7 separate regions of the Mus musculus genome follow, and all the other regions are linked to region 1. Evidence: chromatin loops called from intact Hi-C (ENCODE). Cell type or tissue: heart. All regions are shown on one strand.

The links. Peaks named below come from ENCODE experiments on the same cell type or tissue, not always from the same donor. Only the 100,000 strongest peaks of a DNase experiment are listed, where the experiment ranks them.
Region 2: a loop joins it to region 1, with 3 times the contacts of the local background. A loop is called at or near these places in 5 of 42 quality-filtered maps.
Region 3: it touches region 1 in a loop (1.9-fold over the local background); 2 of 42 quality-filtered maps call a loop at or near these places.
Region 4: it touches region 1 in a loop (1.9-fold over the local background); 3 of 42 quality-filtered maps call a loop at or near these places.
Region 5: it touches region 1 in a loop (5-fold over the local background); 5 of 42 quality-filtered maps call a loop at or near these places.
Region 6: a loop joins it to region 1, with 2.5 times the contacts of the local background. A loop is called at or near these places in 3 of 42 quality-filtered maps.
Region 7: it touches region 1 in a loop (6-fold over the local background); 9 of 42 quality-filtered maps call a loop at or near these places.

Annotation. Positions count from the first base shown.
Region 1 is chr13:28,884,303-28,888,302 of GRCm38, reverse strand. It overlaps 2610307P16Rik (RIKEN cDNA 2610307P16 gene), which reads left to right and starts at 2,881. Exons shown (of 8, transcript NR_045054.1): 1 at 2,881-3,159. In heart, a CTCF peak has its summit at 1,514; a DNase peak (open chromatin) is centred at 1,492; H3K4me3 peaks cover 2,476 bases; H3K27ac peaks cover 1,467 bases; H3K27me3 peaks cover 2,667 bases.
Region 2 is chr13:28,755,704-28,759,703 of GRCm38, reverse strand. The region is part of intron 3 of 2610307P16Rik (RIKEN cDNA 2610307P16 gene); the gene reads left to right. Among named protein-coding and RNA genes, the nearest start is that of Mir6368, 47 kb to the right of the region's middle. In heart, no CTCF peak of the experiment used is centred here; a DNase peak (open chromatin) is centred at 1,693; H3K4me3 peaks cover 1,434 bases; H3K27ac peaks cover 3,306 bases.
Region 3 is chr13:28,770,391-28,774,390 of GRCm38, reverse strand. It overlaps 2610307P16Rik (RIKEN cDNA 2610307P16 gene), which reads left to right. Exons shown (of 8, transcript NR_045054.1): 3 at 1,725-1,772. Among named protein-coding and RNA genes, the nearest start is that of Mir6368, 62 kb to the right of the region's middle. In heart, no CTCF peak of the experiment used is centred here; no DNase peak of the experiment used is centred here; H3K4me3 peaks cover 469 bases; H3K27ac peaks cover 905 bases.
Region 4 is chr13:28,627,289-28,631,288 of GRCm38, reverse strand. All of the region lies in intron 5 of 2610307P16Rik (RIKEN cDNA 2610307P16 gene), which reads left to right. Among named protein-coding and RNA genes, the nearest start is that of Mir6368, 82 kb to the left of the region's middle. In heart, no CTCF peak of the experiment used is centred here; a DNase peak (open chromatin) is centred at 1,598; H3K27ac peaks cover 2,162 bases.
Region 5 is chr13:28,716,464-28,720,463 of GRCm38, reverse strand. The region is part of intron 3 of 2610307P16Rik (RIKEN cDNA 2610307P16 gene); the gene reads left to right. Among named protein-coding and RNA genes, the nearest start is that of Mir6368, 7.6 kb to the right of the region's middle. RefSeq lists an enhancer at 1,023-2,818. In heart, a CTCF peak has its summit at 1,915; a DNase peak (open chromatin) is centred at 1,973; H3K4me3 peaks cover 536 bases; H3K27ac peaks cover 1,160 bases.
Region 6 is chr13:28,418,643-28,422,642 of GRCm38, reverse strand. It overlaps Gm40841 (a long non-coding RNA gene), which reads left to right and starts at 1,144. Exons shown (of 3, transcript XR_003950511.1): 1 at 1,144-3,558. In heart, a CTCF peak has its summit at 2,378; a DNase peak (open chromatin) is centred at 2,612; H3K27ac peaks cover 3,282 bases.
Region 7 is chr13:28,948,032-28,952,031 of GRCm38, reverse strand. Sox4 (SRY (sex determining region Y)-box 4) reads left to right here. Exons shown (of 1, transcript NM_009238.3): 1 at 1-3,113. The coding sequence ends at 333. The region is part of intron 1 of Gm46405 (a long non-coding RNA gene); the gene reads left to right. Gm46406 (a long non-coding RNA gene) reads right to left here. Exons shown (of 2, transcript XR_001780883.1): 2 at 3,926-4,000. Among named protein-coding and RNA genes, the nearest start is that of Sox4, 3.7 kb to the left of the region's middle. In heart, CTCF peaks have their summits at 1,365 and 1,564; DNase peaks (open chromatin) are centred at 281, 1,171 and 3,341; H3K4me3 peaks cover 3,599 bases; H3K27ac peaks cover 3,266 bases.

The DNA of each region.
Region 1 (4,000 bases):
TTAGAAGCCTTAAATCAAGCTTGGGCATGGTAGTAGACTCCTTTAATTCCCACATTTGGGAGGCAGAGGCAGGTCCGTCTCTGTGATTACAAAGTCAACCTGGTCTACATAGTGAATTTCATAGGCAGTCCAGGGATATATAACAAGACCCTGTCTTGACAATGACGACGACGACAACAACAACAACAACAACAGCAACAGCAACGTGTTTCATGGCAGCAATCGTAACTCTAACTGAGAGCAAGAGCTATGTTTTAAAACACAGCAGTGCTGACAAAGACCATCCCTGAGACCCTTCATGAGCTGCCTGAGTAAGAGATATTTCCAGGGAATCTTTTTGATCTTTCTTTTTAATTAATTAATCAATCGATTTATTTATATATTTATTTAATTTCATCACAGGGGCTCACTATCACAGAATAGCCCCAGGCTATTTTGGAGCTCACTTTGTAGCCCAAGATAGTCTTGAATTCAGTTATCTGACATCCTCAGCATCCAAAAGATTGGGATTATGGGGGTGTGCCACCAGGGAGGATTGGCAGTATTGTGCACTGTAAGGATAACTGGAGAACTGGATATTATTTAGGAGTTAGAAACTACATAGGGTGACCCGACCTACACATTGGGAGTATTTTCCAGAAGCGGCTGTACGGGCTTTTCATGACCTTTAACGCAGATATTTAAGATGAGCGGGCAGGAAGTGCTTATTTGCAGAGGGAGGGTACATTTCTCCTAAAAACAAAATTCTGGAGATCCTCATAATTAAACAAAGAGGAGAATGTGCCAGACAGAAGTGGGTGGGGATATTTCCTCTTTGTGGTTGTGATGCATTCAAGATTCCTATCCTAAAAAGAGGCTTTTGAACTTCCGCAAGATAAGGGGCAATTTCAGGACACTGTGTAGGTGCCACCAGTAGGTAAGGGTCCCAGCGGACCCCTAGTTGGTGGCCACGTGTTGCCAGGATCCCAGGCGCGATTGCGGGACCCGTGCAATCTTGGCGGGACCCGCGCGGGTATGCGCCCTGCTAGTGCTCCCTGGTCCTCCCTCTTGGAGCCTCTTGAGCCATTGTCCTTGCCCTTCCCTGTGGATCCTTTATTACTTTGCTACATTTTCCAGTAGTTGCTTCTACCTAACTCTGTCCCCCCCCCCCCCCCCCGACATTCCAGACCCAGCAGGGTCCTCAACTTAAGAAACTGCTTTTAAAGGAACTAATGGATTGAGTGTGCTCTGCTTGCCTTTTGGCAGAGGGCAGTCCAGCATTCGGGTGGGAACCGGCACCTAGCAAGGTTGGAGGACCGACCTTGGAGAGCGCATCTCTGTTTCTGGGATGTTATTGTCTAGGTTTCTTTGGGCCAGCAAACCTTGAGCGCTAATTCGGAGGAAGTTGGTTACAAAGTTTCAGACAGCTAGCGGAGTGCGCGCTCTGGCAGTCTGACAGAGGAACACTGGGCCCAGTGCAGACCCCAGGAGATCAGAACGGAAGCCCTCTCACAGAGTCTTTGTTCTCCCCTAGGGGAGAGACTTGGCAAGCACTGGAAGGGTGCTTGTTATGATCCACACCCATGACATTCCAGACCCAGCAAGGTTCCCTTCCTACCCCCTCTTCGCATCTTTAATCCTAGCCAGGAATACAGCTCCCTATGCCCCCTTTCACCCCATCTCTTTACCCTCACATTTAACAACTCATTGGGTCTTCCCTGTCTAGATTTGGAGAAAGAGTATATAAGGTGCGTGGACACCAGCAGGAGGTTGAATATTTGCTTTGGAATGTTTGAGTGTTTTTTTTTAAACCCCCTTTGCCCTGAAGACTGAATATAAAAGGCTGCGTGTCCCTCTACCTTCTCCCACCTTCCTGCTTTTCTTCTATTCTGGTGAGATCTAGAAAGGAAATTGGTGCAGCTTTGAGTTCCTGGGGTGGGGGGAAACCATGTTGGGATGAGAGCTGAATGCTGCGGTGTAAAGTGGGGACCCCAGTTCTGGAACTGATGGATGATTTTCAGAAGGCTCTAAGAAAGACTGAGAGACTCCCAGACAAGGAAGACACCTGGCTTGCCCAGGACCAGAAGGTGGGGGAGGGAAGAGGATGGGGAGTTAGAAGTGAAGGAGGAAGACCCTGTAGCTGTGAAAGGAAGGGAACTAGGAAGGAACAGTAGGTTTGGGAAGGAGCCATGTTAACCTGAGAGTCTTGTTAATATAGTTGGAGATAAGAGGAAGTTCTCTGAGGTTTGAGCCGGTGGTCTCTGTTCAGGCCCCCCCCCACCCCCCATGAGTGGCATAGTACCAGCAGCAACAGGTAACCTACAAGGGCAAGGTGTAGGTCCCTGTGGGATACTTAGTGGCCTCTGCCATGCAGATTTGAGGGTTTTCCCCTAGGGTCCTGTGTGGGCACTGATGAGGGAGGGAGAAGAGACTTTTCCATCACTTAGAACTTCTTTGAATTCTTCCAGGCTGTTGGTTGGAAGAGGGTACATAGGATGGAGGGTCATGGATGGAGAGGCATCTGTGAGCCCTACCTATGATTGTACCTCTTACCTTAAAGGGTTGACTGGCTCCTTCATATTACATCTCTTGGGATGCTGAGAAATGGCAGAAACTCATTGCCAAAGTGAACCGCTCCTCTCCCTGATTGGCAGGGAAAGTGCAAACAAAGAGGTGCATCTCCCGGAAACAATGAGTTTGGAGATTTCCCCGGGCGTGAGAGCGCGGACTGGAAGCTGGGTGTTCAAAGGGTGTGAGAAGGGACCAAGACCCGCATCTTCTGGGCAAAGTTTTCGGGGAGATGGAAGGAGAGAGGGTCGGGACTGAGTTGCTGGTCTTGGGGACAGAGCAGCCGGAGCTGCGCACCAAGGCTTAGAGTCGGGCGGGAGATGCGGGGAGAGGGAGGGGGCGGGGAGGGAGGGGAGGGAGAGAGGAGGAAGGGGTGAGAGGGAGAAACCTGCCGCGGCTCTCCGCCTCTTTGTCTGCTCTGGGACTTGGAACAAAAGGGGAAACTCTGATGAACTCCTTCTCCAGCTCCCTGGACGCCCGAGTATCTCTTTCTCGCAACTTTGTCAACGCGACTTTCTCCGCTGTCAGGCTGCGCAAAAGTATCCTAGCGCCTCGCAGGCTGCAACAATGGAAACAATGTCCCTTCAAAGTGCGACGAAGTGGAGGGAGAAGGTGAGTGACTTGTCCTGTTTGTCCTGCTTCCCTCAGGTCCCCCTGCTCCCAGCCCTTCCGAGGGCAAAGTCATAGATCTAGCAGCCAAGTTTGACTGTTTCTTTCTGTTTCTTGTCTTTTATTATTATTTTTTAATTGTATCTCTTTTCCCGGTTCTCCTTTTCTTTTGTTCTTTTAAACTCTCGCACAGATTGTTTTGTTTATTTTAAACGCCTTCATCTCTTGTGCTTCTTCTTTAGGGGTGGTGAGGGGCTAAGAAGAAGGGCATCCAAACTGGATACTGCCTCGCTTTTCCCCGGTTGTGTGTAGATTGGAGGAAAACGTTCTGATAAGAATGGGAATTAGATCAGGCTCACCCACACATAAGCTCTGACTTTGGTCACAAAAAAAGAAAGATGCAGAGGTGGGGGTCATTTCCTCACGCGTTTTCAAACTTCACTGTCTCTGGAGCGCTCTGGAGACACGAAGCGTGCAACAATAGAATGTAGACAGGGTTTGGGTGGTAAGGGAGTTCCAGCAAATTAATAGGAGTCCGGGAAGTTTTTGGGGGCTGGGGTCCAGTTGAGGAAGCCACAGGTTCCAGACTGTCAAGAGCTGCGCAGATGAAGCTGATGGGGCCTGGACCATTAGTTAAGAGTCCGCTCCCCTCACCTCCGTGGTTTGGTTCAGTTTAATGACCCACCCAGAATGACCTATTGCTGTCCTCGTCGGGATCCATCCTCTCTTAGGTGTTGGCGACCCCCGGGCCTATCTCAGCCAGTCTGAATAGGAAGGGAACCACGAGCCTGCCGAGCTCCCCTGACCTAGCCCTCCGCCCCGCCTTTTGTGTTTTAACCTTTTG
Region 2 (4,000 bases), 130 kb after region 1:
TGAGACTATATTTTTTGAGAAATACCATTTTTGATGCCAACAATTGTGATTGATATATTAGGCCAAATCATAAAAGACTGCCTATCTTTTGGTGTTTCATGCCTTTTGAAACAGTTCAGCCTTTTTTGTTTGACTTAAATGGAAGTCAGTGAGTTAGGCTATATGAGATCTCTATTTCTCTATTTGGAAATACAGGGTGACCTAGGGTTGGTTATGTGCCAACTCATGTAGTGTGTGTGTGTGTGTGTGGTGAGGGGGGGAAGAGAGGGGAGGGGGAGGGAGAGGCGGGGAGTAGGTGATTATATTCATGTGCCTGGGGTCAAAGGTCAAAGTAATGTTTTTGTTAGTTGCTTCCCACCTTTTCTTTTTTGAGACAGGATTTTTCTTGGGAGCCCAAACTCACCAGTTGAGCCAGGCTAGCTGGCTAGGGAGCCCTGGGGCCCTCCCACCTTCCTTTCCCCAGCTCTTGGATTTCTGGAGCACACAGCTGTGCCTGTCTTTCATGTGGGTGTTGGAGATCAGACTGAGGACATCATATTTGCCCTTGCTCAGTAAGGACTTTATGGACGGAGCCATCTCCTCGAGCCTGATTTTTTTTTTTAATTTATATTTCAATCATTAACAGAACTATGACATAATCATTTTCATTCTTTGGTTACTGTTGAGTCATTTATGAAAGATCTGAGACTTTTTAAAAGAAAGATTGATTTTCTTGCACAGTCACTGTGTATAAACTTCTATGCTTATACCAGACCCTTTCACACCAAGGGTTTGTTGCTTATTGATTCGCGCATATTAAAACCAGGATATGAAAGAGTCAGTTTACCAGTATGAACTAGAAAACCCTAAAGAACTTTAAAAAGAAAGAAGGAATGAAAAAGCCATCTGGGGCCTGAGCAGCAATTTGGGGTTTACTGATGCTCTGGTTGGCAGGCTGTCTGGGCAGCTGGATCTAGGTTGCACCCTGAGTATTTTCTCTTTCCATTTGGACAGGCATGGAGGTGTTGAGTCCGTAATCTGGACCTTGTGAGAGCCAAGTCCGTGTTATGGAGTAGTTCTGTTTTGCACACGGTTGTCCTAATTTCCCCTCTTCTTTACTTGCCCACTAGAAGGGAAAAAAGTAATCAGAGGTGTTGCTGGGTGGAGCCCTCCTTTGATTGCAATGCCCCAGGGGTTTCTAAGTTAACAAATTAAAGCTTTAGGGCTGACTGAGCCGCTTGCTTGGTCTTGGTGGGCGCAGCAGCTTTTCCGTGCCTTCTCATGTTCCTGCCCTCCCTTCCCACTCCAGAAAAGAAACTGAACTCAGAGGCTTTGCCTGAGGAAAGGCTGGCTTGAGGAGCCGAGGGACTGATGACCACAGCTGCAGAGAGGGAAGGCCAGCATATTCTTGGAAGGTGTGGGATGAGAAACGCACTCCCTTCCCTTCCCTGCTTTTGCAGTCATGCCTGGTGTGCCTCAGAGCTAGGATACACGGGCGGGGGAGGGTGGAGCGTGGGGAGGGCTAAGATTAGGGAGAGAGGAGGTGAAACTCTCCTGGGAGTTGGAGACCAGAAATAAACATCCAAAGGAGCTGGGACAAACCCTCTGGCTGCCCTCCTGAGGTTCAGGGGTGGATCAGGAGGGTCCGAGCCAGGGAGGCAGTAGCCTGAGTCTTGGAGGAGGAAGATCTCGCTGGCTGCCTCCTCCTCCTCTCTGCTGGGGTCCCTGAAGCCAGTGCAGGAAGTGGGCGGGATTCTGCTAGAGTTTATTGAAAAAACAGCTGCCTGGCTCCATTTCCCTCCCCCACAACGGCCCATCCTCGCTGTGGCTCAGGATAGAACTATGCTGTAAACTTTGGCATGAATCAAGCATGCTGATACTCTCTCAAACAGCAACTTTTTCTTTCTCTCCCCCCTCCCGCTTTTTTTTTTTTGGCACAGAGTCATTCGTTTGAGGCTGGGGGAGAGGAACAGAAAGACTAAATAAAATGTGGTACAGTGGTTCTAGAAATGATTTGATCTGGTCCAGTAAAGGTCCAGAGTTCACCGACTGGACCTGAAGGACCCAAGTGAGAATAAGGTCAGGAGCCAGTTTTTGAAAGTGGTGAGCAGACGTCAGGACTTGAAGGCCTGCTTGCTCTTTTTCTGTTACTGTCATAACGTCTTGGACAGAATCTACCCTAGGAAAACACTGTCAGTGCCTGTAAGTTTGTGACTTCGTTTTTTTGACCAAGAATTGCTTAGGAGGTTGAAGGGGACAGGAAATAGCTAGGAGCCAGGGTACCACTGGGCAGAAGTATATATGTGTGTGTGTGTGTGTGTGTGTGTGTGTGTGTGTGTGTGTGTATGTGCGTGTGTTGATTAGGACCCGCAGATGGCAAGCAGCAGCTGTTTTATGGTGTGAATTGTTTGCTCAGAAGATTTTCAGAAGCTAATTCTCCGTGGAGGTTGGTTTGCCAAGTGACTTGTTTCCTTTTTTCTTGTTTCCCGACCTATTTTCCTCTTTGTGTGTGTGTGTGTGTGTGTGTGTGTACCCTAGCTGACCTTGAGGCTCTAAGAGTTGCTTAAAACCTGAGACTGTTAAGTTCTGAGAGGGTTGCTTGCACCAGGAGGCTCCTGGCTCAGGTTTACTTCAGACCTGAAGGTGAGGGCGGATGCAAAGGAGAAGGCTGCAGAGGGAAGGGCTTCCCCTGTCTTGTCTGAGATCCGAAAGGCTGTGCCTGGCCCCCCTCTGCTCTGGCTTTACTGTGAACTCTTGCTCTTGCGTTGACCCTTTCCCTTGGCCTTCTATTAAACCTGACCTGTGTCTCTTCCTCCACTTAACGTGAGAGAATATTTTTTTTTTCAGGGACATTTATGAGTAGTGAGTTAAGATGTCTCTAAAATTCACTAGTGGTAGAGGCCTTAGGGCATGGTTAACCAGTTCTGTTATCCCCCTTCAATATTTTCTTTCTGTTAATACCCCATGTGTGGCTTGTATTTGCTTGAACAACTCGAGAAAGCATCCTCAGCTGTATTGTAGGAAGCAAAGTAACTCTCACGCTCTTGCATGAAAGCATGACACAGAGTCTGGGGCCCTGGGATGGTAGAACTTAAAAGGCCAATTAATAACATTTATTTGTTTTTGTTTTTGGAGAACCCAGGGCCTTGTGTATGCTAAACACAGGCTCTTCCAACTCTGGTCTACATTACTTATTAGTAATAGAGGTTACTTATTATTGTTATTGTTTTGTGTGTGTGGTATATGGTGTGTATGCATGTGTATGGGGTCATGTGTATGCGAGTGTACATACAGGCCAGAGACTGGTTATTATTGGTGTCTTCTTTAATTATTATTACTTTTTAGATTTAATATTCATTTTTATTTATTTTATATTATGTATAGATGTGTATGCATGAGCATGAGTTTGTATTCTTAAGTGCAGTGCTCACAGAGGCCAGAGATGTCAGATTCCCTGGAGTGGTCGTTAGGCACTTATGAACTACCAGACATAGGTGCTGGGAACAAAACTCAGTCTCTGCAGGCACATTGCGTGCTCTTAGCCCCAGGGCAGTCTCTTTACTCTGCAGTCCCCTCCACTTTATTTTTGAGGTAGTGGTTCCACTGAACATGGGACAGTGAACTGGAGCTCATTGCTTCAGCAAGATTAGCTGGAGAGCCAGCTCTAGGGATCCTCCTGTCTCCTTTTCCTGGCCACTAGAATTCCAGAGGCCTGTCACCATGCCTGGCTTTGTTCTTGTGAGTTGGGATAGAACTCAGGTCTTCATGTTTGCATAGAAAGCACTTAACCAGCTGAGTTCTCTCTCTCCAGACCAGAGCTGTCACTTCAGTGATTAATTTCACAGTGTGTGCACTGCATTTTGTGGGTACCTTAAAAGATACACTTTGGCCCAGTATCGTGGCACGTTCCTGTCATCCCAACACTTTCACAGTAGAGGCACCAAGATCAGAAGTCGAAGGGCAGCCTTAGCTACATTATACAGACTTTGAGGACAGCACAGGCTAGATAAGACTCTCAAAA
Region 3 (4,000 bases), 110 kb after region 1:
CACCACCGCCCAGGCCCAGGAGGAATACTGTCCATTTTTAATCCCTAGACAATTATTTCCCCTGAAAAACAAAAAAGAAGTCACCCTGAAATAACTGAATCTGCCCTGACTTGCCAAGAACTTTTTTTTCTTGGAATTAGATTTTCAGAAAATAAAGACTTTGTGGTATAGCTACCAAAAAATGTGAAGGGTAACAGAACTTCTAAGTTTCCTTCTATGTCAAGAACAACTTGCTGTTATGAACTCCACATGTGTTTAAAGGGGGGATATCAGGGAAAGACAAATACAGATTTTAAGTAAAATGTAAATTTTTTGTTTGCTTTTTGGAGACAGGGTCCCATGTAGCCCAGGCTATCCTCAAACTCTTCAAGTACCCAAGGATGACCTTGCAACTCTAGATCCCCCTGCTAATTCCTCTCCACGCTGGGATTCTAAGTGTGTATATGCAAGCCTGGGTAAAAGTGTCATTAGCTAATTTTGTTCTCTACTCTATTGAGTAATTATTTTGTAATCAAACATGTGCTCATAAAATACCAGAGTTTTAGAAAGATAAGCCTGGGCACAGAAAACAAAGTTGACCTTTGATAGAATCTTGCATTTCTCTTTAAGTCCTAGAGTCAATGTTCACTAAGGTTTTGATGTGATAACAGTGGTGGCCTGGTACCCAAAGTGCTGTTAGGAAGTTCTTCTCTGAGGTCACCAGCTGTGACTGCCATTGCTACTTCTGTGACAGGAACAGTTTCTTGTACATCCTCCGATGTAGCTCTGGAGCCCTCTGTTGCTGGCAGTGCTAAGTTGGGTAGGCCAGAGGTTAACATCGGATGTCTTTCTTCAGCACTCTCTACCTTGGATTTGCAGGCAAGGTCTCTGATTCTCCTGGAACTCCACCAAGTAGTCTAAGCTAGCAGGCCAGTAAGTCTAGGGGTCTGCCTATGTCCTCTCCCCAGCACCTTTTACAAGAGCATGCTACTGTGCCCACCTTCCAACTAGGTGTTAGGAGTAGAGTGCAGGTTCTTATGCTTGGATGGCAAGTACCACCAGCTGACCCATCTCCCCAGCCCTACTGACATTAGGTTTACATAATTGTTTTAAAGGCTAAATGAAGTCAGCTACATAAATCGCTAAGGTAAGGGTTGGACAGATGTCAACTGGATGACAAAGAACACTGGCTGCTCTTTCAGAGGATCCTGGGTAAATTTTCAGCATCTTGTGTGGCAGCTCATAACTTATCTGTAACGTCAATTCCAACTCCTCCTTCTATTCTGGTCTCCATGGCTATCAGGGATGTAAATGGTACACATACATAATGTAGGCAAAACACTCACACACATTAAAAAATGCACTAGGACACATCACACCACTGCTGTGTCACACCACCCACCCCCCCCAATCCCCCGAAACACATACCCATGGCATCTCAGGGGTAAAGTGGAGTCCTCTTAGCTTTGAGAGTCACTCTGGAGGAATTTATCACCAGATCATGAAAGTCTAGGCTTGGAGTGGCTACATAGCCTACAAGCCATGCCTTAGCGCAGAGCAGCCAGACGGGAGCTGTGCCCATCCTTGCTGAAGGTTCCTAGCTTTGCTGAAGGGTCTGGAGAGTTAGTACTCTGCAGCGAGTCTCTGATGTGGCCCTACAACAGTCAAGTGCCAGGAAGTGTTAGGCCCTGTAAGGACCGTGGTTCCTCTTACACTGTGTAACTCAGTTTCCCTTTCTCTCATAGCACGCCCACGGGACTGCAGAAGCCTTCACACCCACCCAGCACGCTCAGGTAAGAGATTTTTCCTGGATGGGAGGGTTTCTAGATGACAGATCTTCATGATTGTGTGTGTTACTCCAGGTTGTGCCTTGCTTAGTCCATCCTAAAGTCCCAGTCTTCTATATCTTCCTCTTCTTTTCACTGCTATTTATTTTGGGTGTCTTTAAAAATTATTTTTCTCTCAAAGTAGCTTACTTTTATGTATTTATATGTGTATTTTTTTCTGTCATAATACTTTACTTTTATGTATTCGTCGTGTATGTACCTTTTGGTAATTTAAAACATGCATCATTTAAATTAGCATTCATTAAACCCTAATTTTAAGCTAAAGGTTACTCTGAGGAGGCAGGTCACTCTGCTTTTCCATTGCTAATCCTAACCACAGTGCTTTGAGGTTTTTTTCCCCATATGAGTCCCTTAAAGAAGAGAACTTTTTTTTTTTTTTTTTTTGTAAATGTAAGTACCATTTCTTCTGCCCAGTGTAGTAGCCCGCAGTCATAGTTAAGCCCTTCGTATGTAGGAAGCAGCCAATGTTCAGTTGTCCAAACGCAGCCAGGGAGTTAAATCCAAAGCACAGAAGGTCAGCAGCAGGCACAGCACAGGTGAGCAGCTAGAGATGCAAATGGTAATGAAAAAAATGAAGATAAATAGACCCATCCCCTGCCTAGGCTCTCAGGGATTCATGCCTTCCAGATGATTTCCAAGCTAGTGGAATCAAGCAAACCACTGGCGTACAGATGCTAACTATTGAGTCTCTGCTCACCCTGTTTTGCTTTTGTCATTGTCTTTAACATGACAACACATTGTGAAGCACTTCACATTGGTAAGAGAGTGTGTTGTGTATCACCTGGATTGCTCCAGTCTTCCATTGGCGTCTTTCATCCATACTAAGCCAGCTTCAGTCTCCTGGTGCAGAAGTGTAAACTTAGCCTGCTTCTGTGTTATGAAGTGTATCTAGGAACTGGGGACAGAACTGGTGACCATATTATTCTGGGACAGAAAAGACAATGGATTTTTTTAAAGAAGATGTATTTATTTTTATGTACTTGATGATTTGCCTGCATGCATATTTGTGTGAGGGTGCCAGATCTCCTGGAACAGGCTTTAGAGACAGTTGTGAGCGTCATGTGGTGTTTGGACTTGAACCTCAGGTCCTCTGGAAGTGCTAGTGCTCTTAATGGCTGAGATTTCTCTCCAGCCCAAGACAATGAAGTTAAATATCTGTGAGGATTCAATAAAGAGACATGCTTCTTTGAGGGTGTATTTTCAGAACCGGGTTTCTCAGCTGCTGACTGACATCTGAATCACTTGTTTGACTAGAGGAGATTTGTGATTTTATTGGGGTGGTGGGGCAGGGTTTAACGGCCCTCCGAGTGCAGTCATGGTTGCAGGCCCTTACCTGTCATATGAGCAAATGCGCTGAGAATTTCAGTTCTTCAGCCCCGAGAGGCCTGATCTAAGGTCCATTCTCGTGCTATCTCTGTGTGTGGTTGTTGTGATCTAGCTGGTGTCCACTGTTCTGGGATCTCTAGGTATGGGGTGTCTAGGTATGTGAAATTTTGATTACGGTTTCCTGGTTGTCTGTAGGTGACATCGCTAGGCTGTGCATTTCTGTAGCATGCTCGTGACAATCCCTTTCGCCTCTGTCCTTTAATGTCACCTCTGTCCTTTTCTGATTATAAGTGGACTCAGCTCCAGGAAAGGGCCTCTCAGAGACTGACACTGCGTTTTGCAGCGCGAAGTGTTTTCATTTTTCTGAGACTATCAAGGGGGCCAGAGCTTTCCTTGCGATCTCCGAAATTGTGGAGAGGAAAAGTTGAGCTCTGTTTGCTGATGGGGCGTTGAAATGGTCTACGGGAAAAGGGAACGGAGACAAGTTCTTGGCAGGGTTTATCACCTGCCTCTCCCAGCCCCAGCTTCTGGCAAGCACGATTAGAAATTGACTCCTCTCCTCCAAGATTGCTAGCTTGCTTGCTGCACGCTGCCTCTCCGTAGTTAATTCGCCATCTCTCACACGTGTTATCCCCAAATCACAGAACTCATTAGAAATCAACAGCATGAATTTGGTCAGTCACATTTGCAGGATTAGCCAGATGTAAATCTGAGTTGCAGTTGGGAGGTTTCCTGTGTGTCATTTAAAAATAAATAGACCTCTAGCTTTGAGTAGAAACAGATTAAAAAAGGAAAAAAAAAAAACCTGACTTTGTGGAAAACACATTTTATTTTTCCAGTTTAAAAAG
Region 4 (4,000 bases), 260 kb after region 1:
CCCTACTTCTGCAGTCCTGCGATTAGAATACCCATAGTGCCTGGCTTTTCTTCCCACTGTGGTTGCTGGAGCTCAAACTCAGCTTCTCGTTCTTATATAGCAATGCACTTGACCAGCTGAGCTCTCTCTCCTGCCTCTTGTCTGAGGAAGGGGAATTGTCAGTGTACAATGTTCCTGATACCTGCCCTGTACAGAACAGGGTGTGGCAGTCTGACTCCCAGCCCTTTGCTGGAGTTCATGTCTGCTGGGTGGGTGCACAGTCGAGCACCCCACATTGCTAATGAGGCATTGTTTTGTCTTACTGGGTGCCTGGTCCTATGGAACATGAGCTCTGGTCAGGGTGAAGTTGAAGGTTCCATCTGTGGAACACGAGCCCAACGAGGCATCTGTCCAGTGGCTCTTTGATTTAGGACTTGCCTCCAGAAATGTAAGAAACCAATTTCATTGTTTGCAAAGTACCCAATCTAGGGAATCTAAGGGCTTTTTGTTTTTGTTTTTGTTTTTGTTTTTTTTAGCAGTAACAGACTCTACACTAGTGGTGTGTTTTTCCCTAGGTGGGGTGTTTGAAGCCTCTGAAGATGGTCTGTGGGTTATAGTCCAGCAAATGGTGACTGGTGGGTGGGCCCCAGCCAACACGGTCTGACCTCCCCCAGTCCAGGGTGCTCTCCTAAGCTCTGGATTGTTGGCCAGTGGAAACACCAGGCAGGTAGGCAGCTTCCCCTGAAGGTCAGGCCAGTGCAGGGTTTGTCCCTCCCAGAGCAGTTGTTCACCATCCCCCATCCCCCCTTCTCAGGCTTTCTTGTTTCCTGGCCCTGCCTTCCTTTCCTTGGTGGTGTCTACCCCTTCCTGTGGCACTTCATAGCACCCTTTCTTTCTTCCCAAGGGATTTTATAGTTATTAGAGATAAAGACAGGAAGTCTGTAATGAAGTACCAACTCTCATGTGTGCCAGATTCTCTCTCCGCCTCCCTCTCCCTCCACCTACACCCCCCCCCCCCGACACAGAGACAGACAGACAGACAGACAGACAGACAGACAGACATGCATTAAAGGGCAGCCTCAGAACTGTGCTGATGAGGGCTCTTTTCCCAGGCCGCCCACATCCTGCCCCACTGCAGTAGATAGACAAAGTGGGGCTCAGCACACTGTTCAGGGACACTGCTTTTGCTCAGGAATCCAGGACTCTGCCTGGCTGTATGGGAATGTTAGCTCACATCTGTTCATAAACAGCTCCAGGAGGCCTGGGTTAAATTACTACAGACCACTGCCAGCCCTTCCCCAGTAATCCTCTAAAGATGGCAGGTAAAGATAGACTGAGGAGGGGCAGGGCCTTGTCTAACAGCCCTGTATCAAATAGCCAGAGAGCTGGAGAGTCGGGTTGCTCCAGGAATACCCTAATCTTGATTGTATTGTTTTTCCTGTCCCAGAAGGGAGGGTTTACTCTGGGAGGTGGGAGGAGTGTCAGGGCTGGGGTTGCTGGCACCCTGTAAGGAAAACCCACAGACAGCTTGTTCCATTTGGAAGTCTCAGCAGAAATGGCCAGTGGACAGGCATGTCCCTGTTCCTAATCCTTGCAACTGTGGGACACACACAGGCTGGCAAGTGTCCTGGAGCTGCAGGGGAGGGACTGCTGACAATAGGGAGGGAAACCGACTTTGGGCTTTGTGGTGTTCTGGAATCATTATCCGAGTGCACACAGGGCAGGTGACCACACGTGGGACAGGGGTGCGTGTGATCCCTCTCCTGTTGTGTTGGCAGCACTCAGAAATGTCCACAACAGCTCAGGGATTTATACTTCCTGTCCGGCCTCTCAGGGCTTCTGTGGATATACTTAGCAATTACAATCCTGGTTTGGGAATTTCCCTGGGATGGGCCAGGACTTGTTTCCAAAATAACACCTTTCAAAGCAGCCAGAGCCTTTAAAAAATTAGATAATTGTGTGATATTTATAAAACGAATTACATTGTGTTAACAATGTCTGTGCAGATGGTTCCGAGGCTGTGGTAAATAACACCTTATGATTCATTAAGGGCAGCCAGAGAAAGGGCTTTCTAACTGAGTTATTACTGCACAGTTGAGTCTTTATCCCCCCCCTCCCCCCCCCAAAAAAAAAGGTAGTCAACTCTCAAAGTAGAGAAGTACATTTGTGAGGCAGAATGATTAGCCATGGTGTGCAGGGGGCGGGGGTGGAGTGGGGAGCACGGTCGGATTGTCCAGATCCATTCACTCATACACAAGTGTTGTAAACCTGCTTAGCACCGCGTACCAAGAGTTAGAAAGATGCTTGTTGTGTCCCTCCTGCTGGTGAGGGAGGCAGATGTATAAACAGATAATTGTCTTCGAGTGAGTTAAGTGCTAACAGACGTGGGGAAGAAATGTCCTAATGGTATGAGGGCTATCAGTTTACATTGGAGTTGGGGAGGGGGAAACAGTAGCTCCTCAGAGGATGCCACATTTGAGAAATATGCGAGGAGGGAGAATTCTGTAAACAGAGAAATGGGCTTCCTTAGGATTCTCTTATTAACTTTGTAGTACCCCAGGACCTTTGCACATGTTCAAGTTGTCAAATCTATGGTGTGTGTGTGCACTTGCGTGCACCACAGTGGGTACGGAAGCCAGAAGATAACCTCTGGTGTTGGTTTTCATCTTCCACCCTGTTTGAGGCAGGATCTGTTCTGGTTTCCTGCAGCTGCATAGACCACACTAGCTGGCCCACCCACTTCCAGGATTCTCCCAACTCTGTCTGCCAGGAGCTCTGGGATTATAAGCCCACACGACCATGGCCCACTTTCTTCTGGTTCTGGGAGTGGGAAGTCAGGCTCTCAGCCTTGTGTGTGAGCGGGTCCTCACTGAGCCACTTCCATCTTGTTCCTACTGGCTTCAGTTGTCCTGTCCTGTCCTGTCATCCGACTGGCTTACCTTTGCTGCTCCTAATCCACCTGCTTGGAAAACTTTTTTTTTTTTTTTTAAACCTGGTTCGACCTGACAGAAACCAGATGCTGTGTTGCTTCTTCCTCAGGAGAGCCTGTCTTCTCAGGCTCAAGATCAAGTCCCCTGCCTCACTCACCAGGTGCTTCTCCTTCCTGCCATTAGCAGCGATACATTTTCCCTATTTGCATGCTTATTTGCATAATGTGCTTTTTCAACAGACAGAGCCCGCCTCTCTTTGTTCAACCTTTTTTTTTTCCCCTTCCAGATAAACATTTGTTAAATGCATTGGATGAAGGGCATTGCAGTTGTGTAAACAGCAGCAGTCAGAGAATGCCTAGTGGCTGGGTTTTGTGGTTTGAATCTCAAGTATTCCCACCATGTTTGTGCCTTAGATGCCTGTTGGATCCAACAGCATTGGATCAGCTAATGGCATTGATATTTGAGACTGAGGGACTCTTAGGCTGTAGGGCCTATTTGGCATAAGTAATTCACTTGGGATGAACCTTTGAAGGCTGCATCTGCCTCTGGTTCTGTTCCTCCTTTTGGTCTTATGTGATGAGAACAGCCACTGCAACCCCTCTGCACGCACTGTCCCAGGTTGGGCTGTGTGCCATGCCTTTTCTCCATGATGTACCTGCACTGTGAAACCGTGAGCCCCAAAGAAGTTTTTCCTCTCCTCGGTTGCTCTGTCCCAGCACTGTAAGAGTAGCTAGTGCTCTAGGCATGCTGGATCTTGAGGTGTGTGGTTTGTAGAAGGATGAAGATTAACCTGTTGAAGATGCTTTGACGATCTAAGTCTCTGTTTATGTATTAACTCATTTAATATTTTTATGTATTAAGAGAAAGATCAAAGGTCTACCTCTTAATTACTAAATTATCGTTATCAGGTAATATAAGTTGATACGTGGTAATAAAGTATTATCAAAATTATTTGCCAGAGGCCTTTTGTCTTAGATATGTTCTTTTAAAATTGTAGTCTGGGCTTAGCAGGTCTAGGACTTCCCACTAAGACAGAAGACCTGAGTGTGATCCCAAGATCCAGAAGAAAGGAAAGAAATTGACCCCCATAA
Region 5 (4,000 bases), 170 kb after region 1:
GTTGCTTTAAGAGGAAGACAGACGCTTTGCAACACCTGGGCACCACAGTTGACATTTGCAGACACTAAGTGCTAATGCAGAAGATAGGAATTCCTTCCTGTCAGCCTTGCCACATCCGAGTGTGCTGAGAGCCAAGGTTGGCACTTGCAAGGCTTGAAACAAGGGGTGGGTAATCGAAAGTACTTCTATAAAACGTGTGTGTGTGTGTGTGTGTGTGCGCGCATGTGTGCACGAGCGCACATAGTGTATTATGCATATGTGCATATTTGTGTGTATCTTTGTATATGAGTATGTGCAAGTGTGTGCGGGTATGATGTAGACATGGGTGTTTTTATTAGTCTTCACATTATTTTTTTCACTGTCTCTTACTATACCTGGAACCCCATGATTTGGCTGTGCTTCCTGGCACCAAGCACCAGGTCTCGTCCTGTTTCTCCCTCTCCAACAATGGACTTATAGCAGTAGCATACTTCCAGGTTTGGCTTTATATATCGGTGCTGGGGAACCCAAACTCAGATCCTCATGTTGGCACATATAATACTTTACTAACTGGGCCATCTCCTTGCCCTTTAACATTGATTTCTTAAATCATAATTTTCTTAGTCTGACTCGGCTGCCTTTTGTGTGTTGTCAGTCAAATCTTAATGAGTCTGCCTTTGCACCTTGCTGATCTGGGATGTTTATTTACAGACGCGTGTTGAGTGGGAGGAACACACTTGTGACATGTCCTAGGTGTGTATAGGAAAAACCCAATGGTATTCTGGGTACCTAGGAGTGATGCTCTCAGAAGGGAAGCTACTCCCTGGCATTTCTCTAACCACTGAATTGAGTTTGGATGTTTGGGGGTTTGAGACAGTTAGACAACCAACCCTTCATCCCTACTGGTTCTGTATTTATATTTATAACCATTTCCATTAACCATTGGGAAGACTTGTGTATAGCTATAGCTCCTTCAGTTGAATACAGAACTGTCTTTTAAAAGGAAAGTCACGATTCTCTATTGTTATAAAGTTTGCTTGAATAAATGGCCTTCTCCTTTTCTGTAATATTTTACTTTGCTCGTGAGTGATCATAATAATGTATCTCCCTGTATGTCTGGGACTGTTGAATCTCACCAGATCCGAACCCAAATGTTATATGACTCCCCGCCATGCCATCTTCAAGCCCTGTCTTCAGTGAAATGTCTTTGGGAGTCTCTTTCACTCCCTGATGAAATGGCTGTCCAAGGTTGTTTTTCCCAAGGTGCAGGCACAGCACTTGAATTAGCAAAAATGTCCTGCCAGCAGGTGCAGCTCATCGCAGCAGTGCAGCCCTGGCTCAGGTTCCAGTGGCTCAGGTTCCAGGGAGCTGCCGGATTCCTTTTCAAGTGTCCCCTCATTTTCACAAGGTTAGAAACCATAGATTTAGCAATCTCTGGGGGTCAAAGGGAAAAGGGGGAGACAATGAGTCTCATTCATCCTTAGACGCTCTAATGAGTCATGGGGACGGTCTCTTTTCCAGGTTAGAGCTGTGTCTCTCTGGCAGGCTGTAATTATCTGTGAGCTGAGACACGAAGTGATATCAACACACAAAAGCATTTCAGGAATAGGTTTTTTGAAGATGAATCACCCAAGTCCATGTCCTGCTCAGCCTTTTTTTTTTTTTTTTTTTTTTTTTTTCTGAGGGGCTGTCTGGCTCCCTCTGCCTGGCTCCCACTTGATCATGTGACAGCTGTTTGCAGACTAAATGAAAGAAGCCATCATTCAGTGGCAGGAAACCTAATCCTGGACAGGTGCAGTTTGAGTAAAGACTCTGGGCCTGAAGGGCAGGGCCTTTGCAAAGTCCCCAGCTTTTGCAGATGGTGGGTGTGGGAGGAGCAGGATTCGATTCCCACAGTCCCATCTGCGGCCCCTAGACTGTCCTTCCCGGGGAGAGGCCTATCCTTTGTCCAGATATTGCTGAACTTTTGAACCCAAGTACACTCCACAACATTTGGGAGGCTGTGTTCACGCCTCACCCTCAGATAAAGCTGCCGCAAACTGAAGGAAACAGTAGCCAGACCCGTTTTCCTCTTCCTCCAGTGATGTGAGGGAGCTAATTAGAAATCAGCCGTCCAGCCGCTTCCTCCCCTTGTACTTGGGTTCTTTTTTCCCCTAAAAGATGCTTATAGACACGAACAAAGGCCGGATGCCGTATTAGGCCTTCTCATTAAGTGCTCCCTGTCAGATGTGTCTGGTTTACACACCACTTTTTCCTTCTGCCCAGGCCAAATGGGATCCCAATGGGTGTTAGAACCCCTCCCCCCATCAAGTTGTATTTTTCAATGTCTGAAACTGCCCCTCAAAAAAGAAAAAGGAAAACCTGCCACATTGCAGTTTTCTTTGTTCTCAATTACTGATGGCTATTGAGAACTAACTCAGGCGCCAGGTGTGTAGACACCACATTATCACACCTAAATCTTTGCGCACTTGGCAAACACTGAGACTGCCTACACCCTCAGATGAAGCGTTTGTGGGAGAAAACGAACAAATAGCCAGATAGACAGCATTAATAGAGAAATATGGAGAGAAAGGATAAGAATTGAGAGTAGTCTGGGCTAGAACCCAATCTATTTGAAGGAAAGAAATGATTAGGGTGGGAGTGCGGGCATGAAGCATTTGCTAAGCAGTCTACTGCTCTGAATAGATCCCTAAGTTCCTGTGGCTTGGAGATCAAAACTTAGAAATCCACAATTATACCACATAGATTCTCCCTAGTCTATATTTAGTATATAATCTCTACACTTTGGCTACATATGGCCTTGAGCTCCTCTTAAGAGCTAAAAATGCAAGTTGCTGCCGCCCACTCTGTCCCAAATCAGGATGGCACATAATTGCATCAGGGATCTTGCTTTGAGGAAGGAGGTGGAGATCAAGTCATCAGTGGGCAGCTTCCCCTCCCCCCAACCCCCATGAGCACCCTTAGAAGAAGCTCAATATGCAAGATAAATGTATGAATGATGTCTCTGTAAGAATTCATTTATCCCTTCACGACTTCAGTAGACCATCTCGTGGGGGTACTTGAAAGTTGGAGCGAGATTCACACTAGAAGTAAACGCTCATCATGAAATGGACACGAGATGCTAAACAGCAAGAACAGATGGGCTTGACTGTCAGAACTGTCCGAACATCTACTGTCGGAAAGGAAGACAGTAGAAAGCCCAGTGGCTTGCTGATCTCTTTGAACTGGAGTTGGAGGGATTTGAAAGTGAAATGCTTCCGAAGGCACGTGGGTTTGAACACTTGCTCCCCAACTGGTGCCCAGCTATCTTTGGGAAGGCAATAGAACCCTTAGGAGGTGGTGTCTCACTGGAGGAAGTGGGCCGCTGGAAGCTGGGCTTGAGGCTTGATTATCTAAACCTGCTTTCTATTTACTGTTTACATGACTTCAAAGATGCAGTGTGACCATCTGCCTCCCTAAACTGTAAGCCAAGGTAAACCTCTCTGTCCTTAAGGCGCCTTTTGTTGGTCATTTTTGTTATAGAAACAAGAAAGCTAACTAATGGGAGTTACCGTGTAAAAACTCTCAAAACCATAATTTAGGAAAGCATCCATTTGCTGACCCTACCATCTTGGATTCTTTGTGCACAGCTAGGAAGGCATAGAGCGTTGGCAGTAGATTTGAAATGCAGATGGTGACAGGCAGAAGGATTCTGAGGCTGAGGAGGTGATTCAGGGAAGTCATGAACCAAGGAAGTGGCAGGGCTTTGCTAGCACAGACCAAAGGAGCCATGTGGCAATTTGGGGTGGGGTGGTGGGGTGGAGGGGCCTGGCTTTAAATTGATTTATTGAGCACAGTGTGTTGTATCCTGTGTTGTGACACAAGTGTGCAAAGCAAGATTCCCCTCTGAGACAGAATAGAAATCTGTACCACTGCTCAGTGTATTGTAGGGGTTGGGAAGTGGGATGGGAAACTCTGAGCACAATTCTCAAAAGAGCCCAGAAGAGCTTTGGATAGCAGCTGGCTTTGAAGAAACCTTCAA
Region 6 (4,000 bases), 470 kb after region 1:
ACATAGGGAGTACTAAGCCAGCCAGGGCTCCACAAAAATCTCTCCTCAAGATATAAAAGAATAAATAAAACCTAAAGGAAAGGACAACTGTACCAAGCATCTGTCTAGCCAGCAGCCAACTTGACTGTCCTTAGTAGTCACAGCTCTTTCCTCACACAGGCCCTAGAATGCATCTCATCTCCTTCCCCAGCACTAGCAGAGTCCAGGAGCCATTTCCGTGCCTCCCAGACAAAGACTGCTTCCAGAAATTAAAACACACGTAGATGTAAGCACCGTCAACCTCCCAAACCGTGCTTTTGTAAGTTCTCAGTGCAATGAGCAGTGTCACCCACATGCAGTGTAGGGACATCACAGAAAAGGTGATATCCTGCTCTCCGTAGCTCTGACCCCCACCCTTTCCATCAATCACCTTGGTCTTAGCTCCCAGATTCGCTATCTTACAGGCGGGCTGCTATTCTTTAGCGTTAAAGGGGGGGGGGAGGAGGGAGATGCTTTAGAGTGGGCTCTCCTTGGTCTAGGTGCGCTTCTCTAAACTAGCTTGCTGAAACCACGTCTGTCCTTCCTTTGCACCTGCTTCCCTTTCTCTTTCATTCAAATAGTTTATCTTAAAAGTGCTTTGCTCATAGGATTGCTAAGTGATGCAATAGATCTTCAGTGCTTCCTATAGACTCTCGGCATAACGAGTGCTCATTTTCAGTGACCGGCATTGCTACTGTTGAAACTTAACCATCCACCCCAGCCTCTTGCTGGCCATTTTAGATTTCACTGCAAATTGGGACCCCGAGGCACCTTTCCAGGTATTTACGTAGAAGCTGTTTCTGTCTTGGAACTTTTCCGTAGCATTTCTTCTCTGACCCACAGCTATCAGGCAAATTTAGACCCATTTACTATTTTTATGCGGAATAAAACTCAGGAATAGTTGCACTGAAGGTGATACAAGCTTAGTGCCAACAGAAAATGAGGTGCAGGCCCGGTAGATAGGTTTCCTGAGGCCAGGGAGAACCTCCTATGCCATTGTTCTGTAGTAATTAACAAAGCAAGACTTTGTTGTTGTTACTCAATGAAGGATCTATACAAAGTAGACCAGCTTGTTTAAATAGTTACACAAGCTGAAAGTACCATTGATTGGTAACACATGAATATGAAGAAATCAGGAGCTAGCCTCGGTGATGGGCAAAGAACTGTCCTGAGCATATAGACAGTGGTTTTGTATGGTGCAGACACAGCGGTTTAGTGGCAGTGGTTTGCAATCAGACACAGATAAAAAGTCTGACTCTCATGGAATGGAGAGGAATCTGAAATTCAAGGGCCACTTGTAAAGAAAGATTGTAGGGAGAGAGGCGGAGAGGAAAACAGGGCTGCCGAGTCTTCCTGGAATGACTCTGCAGGGATTAGATTGGTAGAAAGTTGTCTTTGGAGGAAAAGAAGACCTGCAATTGCTACACCTTGAGAACATGCCCGTTGCATTCCACATACTACCCAGGTCTAGGTAGCCTTTTATACACAAATGCAGAGAAAGGCTCCTGTGTGTCACCCAGGCTCTTGCATTGTTAACCACAGTCAAATGACATAGGAAGTCATCTCTTCACCTATTCACGAAAAGTTCTCTGAATTTGATCAGCTAGGATGATCATCTGTATTTTTTTCTAAAATAGTTTACTTCTACATTTCGAGAGTGCCCAAATAGGTTATATGCTTATTTTGGGATTTGACAGAACCTGTGGACGCCAAGGTCATCACTCTCCAGTGTGTGGTCTGTACTAAACCAGCAGTAGCCACTCAGCACCTTCCACAGAGGGGTATTCTGGGAAGCAGTTGTTGGTTGTCATTTTGTTGCAAAGTAAAAATATCTAAGTGGCTTAAGGGCTTTGGCCAGTGTTAGAAAAACATCACCCCTATTTGCCAGCGTGAGGTGTCAGTGTGAGATGCCAATGTACAAACCAGAGACCTGTTAATTCAAAGAAACAAACATTTCCCTTGTTTCCAGTGATGACTTTTGGGGGGAGAATCTTACTGCTGTATATACCTTTAAATAAGAAGTCACAATTGATTTATGATGATTTTTTTTTTTAAAAAACAACAAAACCTGTCTCCTCTTTTCTCCCTACAAAGGGACAAGGTTTTCCCTCTTGGGTGAATACTGCATGCATCGCTTGCCATAGAAAGGGTGCCGTCTTGGCAAGCCTCTTATTAGTCTAAAAATAAATTATTCACAATGCAGGTTCAGATACAGATTGCAAGGAGAGATAATAGAATTGGTTTTCCAAGCCTGATCATGCTCGGAAGACATGGTATGTGCTTTTCAGGAATCCACTTCAACGGAATCAGCTTTGACGAGTACACACAAGAAATAATATTGCTGCCATCCAGCTTGTGTCTGCGGTACAGCATCCTCCGCTTGTCTTCAAGGACCCACAGTGCCTCTTCATCAGTGTGCAAAAGTCCATATTGCTCAAGCATTTCTTCTGAGATGCTGCCCTCCCATTGTTCTTTTAAGGAAATTTCTTCCTGGCAGCGTGAGAGGGGCACTGCCTCCTACCCCCCTTCTGCCTCGGCAGAACAGTTGACCACAGCAGCAGCCGACTCCGGCTCGTCATGTGCTTCCTCATGTGATGTAGGTCTGCGGCACTGTGGAGCAATCGCATTTGAGACTCGGCACTCGTGGACAGACGGGCGTTCAGGGACTGGGGAGTTTTTGGAGGGGGGTGGGGAGGCCAATAAACCAAGAAAACGTCAGAAATAAAAGTCGCATCAAGTATGCTGATCTCTGTATTTCCTATTTTTGTTTTGAAATTTGATTTTAACTATTGTTTTTTTTTTTTCTGGTTGTGTCTGTATTTTTTCCACCCCCACAGGCGCCGAGCTGCGCTGTTTTCTTTCTTTCTTTTTGATTTTTTTCTTTTTCTTTTTCTTTTCTCGAAACTCTGAAGCCAGACTGTCTTCTTCACCGCTCCCGGGCTGCACCACTGTGGGCACATCAAGCTTCGTCTGGCTCACCTGCATGGTTCCGGCTGATTCCTGCCTGAGATGGCCCATCGTACAACTAGGATCCCAGAATCTCCTGTCTGCACTCTGCGGAAGAAGGACCTATTTCAGTCTCTGGCCAGGGTCTCTCACAGCCGATGGGGTCTTGGAAGACAGGGTGAAGTTGCAGAAGACTGGGGTGGGATGCGAAGGCATGCGAAGGACTTGGAAAGGGAATTTAGGAATACTATACATCAGTGCCCACCGATGATATGCATACAGGGCGAGGGCAGCCACCGCCCCTGCCTCACGCACCTAACCCCGGCTGCTCGCTGGGATTGTCTGAGGGGGACAACCCAGGTCTGGATGTGGTGGCATTTTTTCAGAGAGTGGAACTGAAGATGGATGAAGCAGGTACTTGCTGTGTCTGCTTGGCAGGGCAGAGCTGGAGAAATGGAAGGGGAAAAGAAGAGATGCTGACTGTCGTAAGATTGTCTGCTGCCAGCTCCGCAGTCTTAATCTAAGGAAGGATGGCATAGTGGATCTGCCAGCACGTGCATGGAGGAACTGTAAATTGCAGTGTGGATGTCCCTGGTACTGTCAAGGAAGAAACTGATGGGCTGGGTGACTGTACAGTGTCCCCAGAGAAAAATAGCAGCCTTGCAGCATGGATTTAAGTGCATGTGCATGCGTGTAGAGACATGGAAGAGACTGTGTAACACATACACACACAGAGAGAGATATGAGAGAGAGAGAGAGAGAGAGAGAGAGAGAGAGAAAGAGAGAGACTCTTTGCTGGGTTGGGTTTGATTACAAGCCAGTGTTTTCAGCTCCTGCTCAAGACCTATTTCCTGGCTAGCCAGAAAGCTCGGCCAGAGCAGCTGCATATAGACTTTTCTTTTTAACGGCATAGCAAACCCCTTCAGTTTTAACTCCTTGAAGTTCTAAGTGCTCAGCGTTGGGCTAAGGCTCACTGTACGGTTTTGTTTTCTTCTCCTACAGAGCCCTGTAAACACAGCTGTATTCAGTATGGCAG
Region 7 (4,000 bases), 64 kb before region 1:
AGCCTACGCGCAGCCTCGCCCGCCCCGTCCAGCGCGCCCTCGCACGCGTCCTCCTCGCTCTCCTCGTCCTCTTCCTCCTCCTCGGGCTCTTCGTCGTCCGACGACGAGTTCGAAGACGACCTGCTCGACCTGAACCCCAGCTCAAACTTTGAGAGCATGTCCCTGGGCAGTTTCAGCTCCTCATCGGCGCTCGATCGGGACCTGGATTTTAACTTCGAACCCGGCTCAGGCTCCCACTTCGAATTCCCGGACTATTGCACGCCCGAGGTGAGCGAGATGATCTCGGGAGATTGGCTGGAGTCCAGCATCTCTAACCTGGTCTTCACCTACTGAAGGGAGCGCGGGCCGGGGAGAAGGTGGGCCAAGAGGCAGGAGAGGAGAGAGGGAAAAAAGAAAACAAAAAACAAACAAACAAAAAAACAAACAAAAAAATGTTAAAAAGAAGAAGAAAGAAAGAAACAGAAAAAAAATGAGTTAAAAAGAATAGATGGAGAGTAGAAGGAGAAAGGGGAAAAGAAAAGGAAGAAAAAGTGCATAGAGCTGGCCTGGAACACGTCCCGCCGTTGGAGAAGGAGCGCGGGGGCGTTAGTGGACCCGCGCTCCCATCCCCCACTCTCAGGGCTGGGGACTCGAAGGAGGCGGAGAGTAGACGGGGGCGACCTTTTTTTGTTGTTGTTATTGATGTTGGTGGTGGCTAAAAAAGCTACTTCGAGTTTCCTCCCCAATTTTGCTTGAAGAGACTCCCCCCCACCCCACCCTTCCAACGAGCTTCCGGACTTGGTTGCACCCCCAGCAAGAAAAGAAGCCAAGCAAAGCTTCTAAAGACCGAAGGAATCTTTCCCTCACCCCCACCCCCTCGCCTTGGTGATTTCTTGTTTGATTTTGCCTCATGGTCAAGAAAGGAGGGGGAAAATCCAGCGTGCCCCATCTCCTACCCACCCCCTCTTTGTATTCTCTTTGTATTTTTCCCCTTCTTAAAATTTCTTTTTCTGCAATGAAGACAGAAAGAAGGCTCTGGGGTGATGCGTTTGGCATTTGTGTTGAGCTTAGGGGAGCATTGGCATGGAGAAACTCCACGCTGGCGAAGTCCCGGGCTGGGCTTTCTCCTCCTCCCCCCACCTTTTTTCCCCTTGTCCTTGCAGCTGGAGATGTGCTGGGAGTAGCAGGCCAGCCTCGGAAATGGACATGGGGACCTCGTGGAAGCCACAGCAACCTGGTTGGGGATGCAGAAGGACCCGGAGCACAGAGGGCGTTGGGGTTCCCGGGCCTCCGCCTGGGGTCTGTGCAAAAATAAAGAATTAAAAAAAAAAAAAAAATCAGAGAGGTGAGGCTACCCAGAGCCGGCGGGAGGACAGGAGACTGTGGGATGTGGTCCAGGGGCCGCGGAGTGGTTTGGGGGGGAAAAGAGATTTTTTTCTTCTCTTAATGGGAATCGTGATGGTGTTGAGTTATTTCACTGGTGGGGTTAATATAGCATGTTATCCTGTCTATCTTTTGAAGATTTCTGTATAAGACTGTTGAGCAGTTTTTAAAATAGTGTAGGATAATATAAAAAGCGGATAGATGGCGCTATGTTTGATTCCTACAACGAACCGATCACCAGCTCCTTTTCATTTTTAACTCTTTAAAAGGATTCAAACGCAACTCAAATCTGTGCTGGACTTTTGAAAAACCACAATTCAGGACCAAATTTTTTCTCCGTGTGTGTTTATTCCTTATAGGTGTAATTGAGAAGACCCGTTTATTTTTACCCCCTCACGGACTCTCCATCTTTGTATTTTTTTTTCCCTTGTAAATGTAATCAGATGCCATTTTATATGTGGACGTATTTATACTGGCCAAACAGTTTTCTTATTTTGTCCCCCCTTTTTTTCCCTTTTCATTTGCTTTCTTGTCTTTTAACCTCGTTTCTTTATCTTCTTTTTTATTTTCTTTCTTTTTCTTCGTTTTTTTTTTTTTTCTAGTGTTGTTACCCACGCCATTTTACGTCTCCTTCACTGAAGGGCTAGAGTTTTAACTTTTAATTTTTTATATTTAAATGTAGACTTTTGACACTTTTAAAAAACAAAAAATGACAAGAGAGATGAAAACGTTTGATTATTTTCTCAGTGTATTTTTGTAAAAAATATATAAAGGGGGTGTTAATCGGTGTAAATCGCTGTTTGGATTTCCTGATTTTATAATAGGGTGGCTGGTTAATATCTCACACAGTTTGAAAAATCAGCCCCTGGTTTCTCCATGTTTACACTTCAATCTGCAGGCTTCTTAAAGTGACAGTATCCCTTAACCTGCCACCGGTTTCCACCTTTCAACCCCCTGGTCTTATAAGGGGAGGAGAGTTCAGCCCAGCACCATAATGCTTTAAAAAAAAAAATTTTTTTTTTTTAACGAATTGCTGTTCTGTCCAGAGGTTTTTAAAACTGGTGCATTCACAGCAAAAAGGGATTCTGTAGCTTTAACTTGTAAACCACATCTTTTTTGCACTTTTTTTTATAAAGCAAAAACGTGCCGTTTAAACCACTGGATCTATCTAAATGCCGATTTGAGTTCGCGACACAATGTACTGCGTTTTCATTCTTGTATTTGACTATTTAATCCTTTCTACTTGTCGCTAAATATAATTGTTTCAGTCCTATGGCATGGTGATAGCATATGTGTTCAGGTTTATAGCTGTTGTGTTTAAAGATTGAAAAAAGTGGAAAACATCTTTGTACATTTAAGTCTGTATTATAATAAGCAAAAAGATTGTGTGTATGTATGTTTAATATAACATGACAGGCACGAGGACGCCTGCCTTTTAAGAGGCAGTTCCGTTAAGGGTTTTTGTTTTAAAACTCTTTTTTTTCCTTTCTTTTTTTATTTCTTTTTTTTTAACCATCCATCCTGTGCAATATGCCGTGTAGAATATTTGTCTTAAAATTCAAGGCCACAAAAAAAAGCAAAAAAAAAAAAACAAAAAAAAAAACAAAAAACAATATTTGGGGGAAGAGAAAAAGAAAAAAAATCATGCCAGCTAATCCTGTCCGTCACTGCCTGTCAGGTTGTTCCTATATACCTTCTGTAAATAACTTTTTTTGAGAAGGAAATAAAATCAGCTGGAACTGAACCCTAAATCTTGACTTTTGTCATCCTTATTCCTGGGATCTCTCCTTTCACTGCAGGCTGCTGCTTTGCTGCTTTGCAGCTTCGCGGTGGCATGGAAGCTGGTGCTGATTCAGTTAAGCCATCTTAATGGCAAACCCTAAGTTCCTCTTGGCCAGATTTCGCAGGCCTGACCCCGAGTGATGGCATTGGCCACGTGTGTGTCAACCCTCCCTCCGCACGCCAGCCTTCGAGGAATTCTCTGCGTCTACTGTACATCAGCAGGCACCCTTTGTCTGGAAATTGCAAAGAGGGGGGAGGGGCAGGCTTCTCTGCTCTCAATCCAGCCGGCAGGCTGAACTTTTTTAAATGTATTTTTTGCTTTTGTGTCTCTAAGCCACCATCCCCTTTACACACCAAGATTTGTTTTGCACAGACCAAGAAGAACAAATGAGCCTGTTAAATTATTAGGTCTTCTAGGAGAAAAGCCTTCCATAGTTACAAGATGGGAAAACCAAAATCAACTTAGGCTTGCTTTGTTGGGGTGGGGTGGAGGAGTCCCCTTAAATGCAAAGGTCAGTAGGGTGTGGTGTAATCCAAGTACTTGAGAGGCAGGCCAGGCTCAAGGATCCTGAGTTTAAGGCCTGAGTGGACTACTTGATTGAAACTCTGTTTCCAGAACTACCAAAGTTACTATGGCCCTAAGCTGTTCATCTTATGCCCCGCCCAACATGGGCGTCACTGTGAGTAAAATATAGCCTACCTGCTCACCACTGGAATGACAGGCCAAGTAGGAGAGTGTAGATTTTTATAGGCACCAGACACAGCATTAGTGAAGCCTGCATGCAGCTGGACAGTAGTCGGTGTTTATTTTAGAGATCAACGGTCTCCATGGGCAAATAGAAGTATCTTCCCTTCC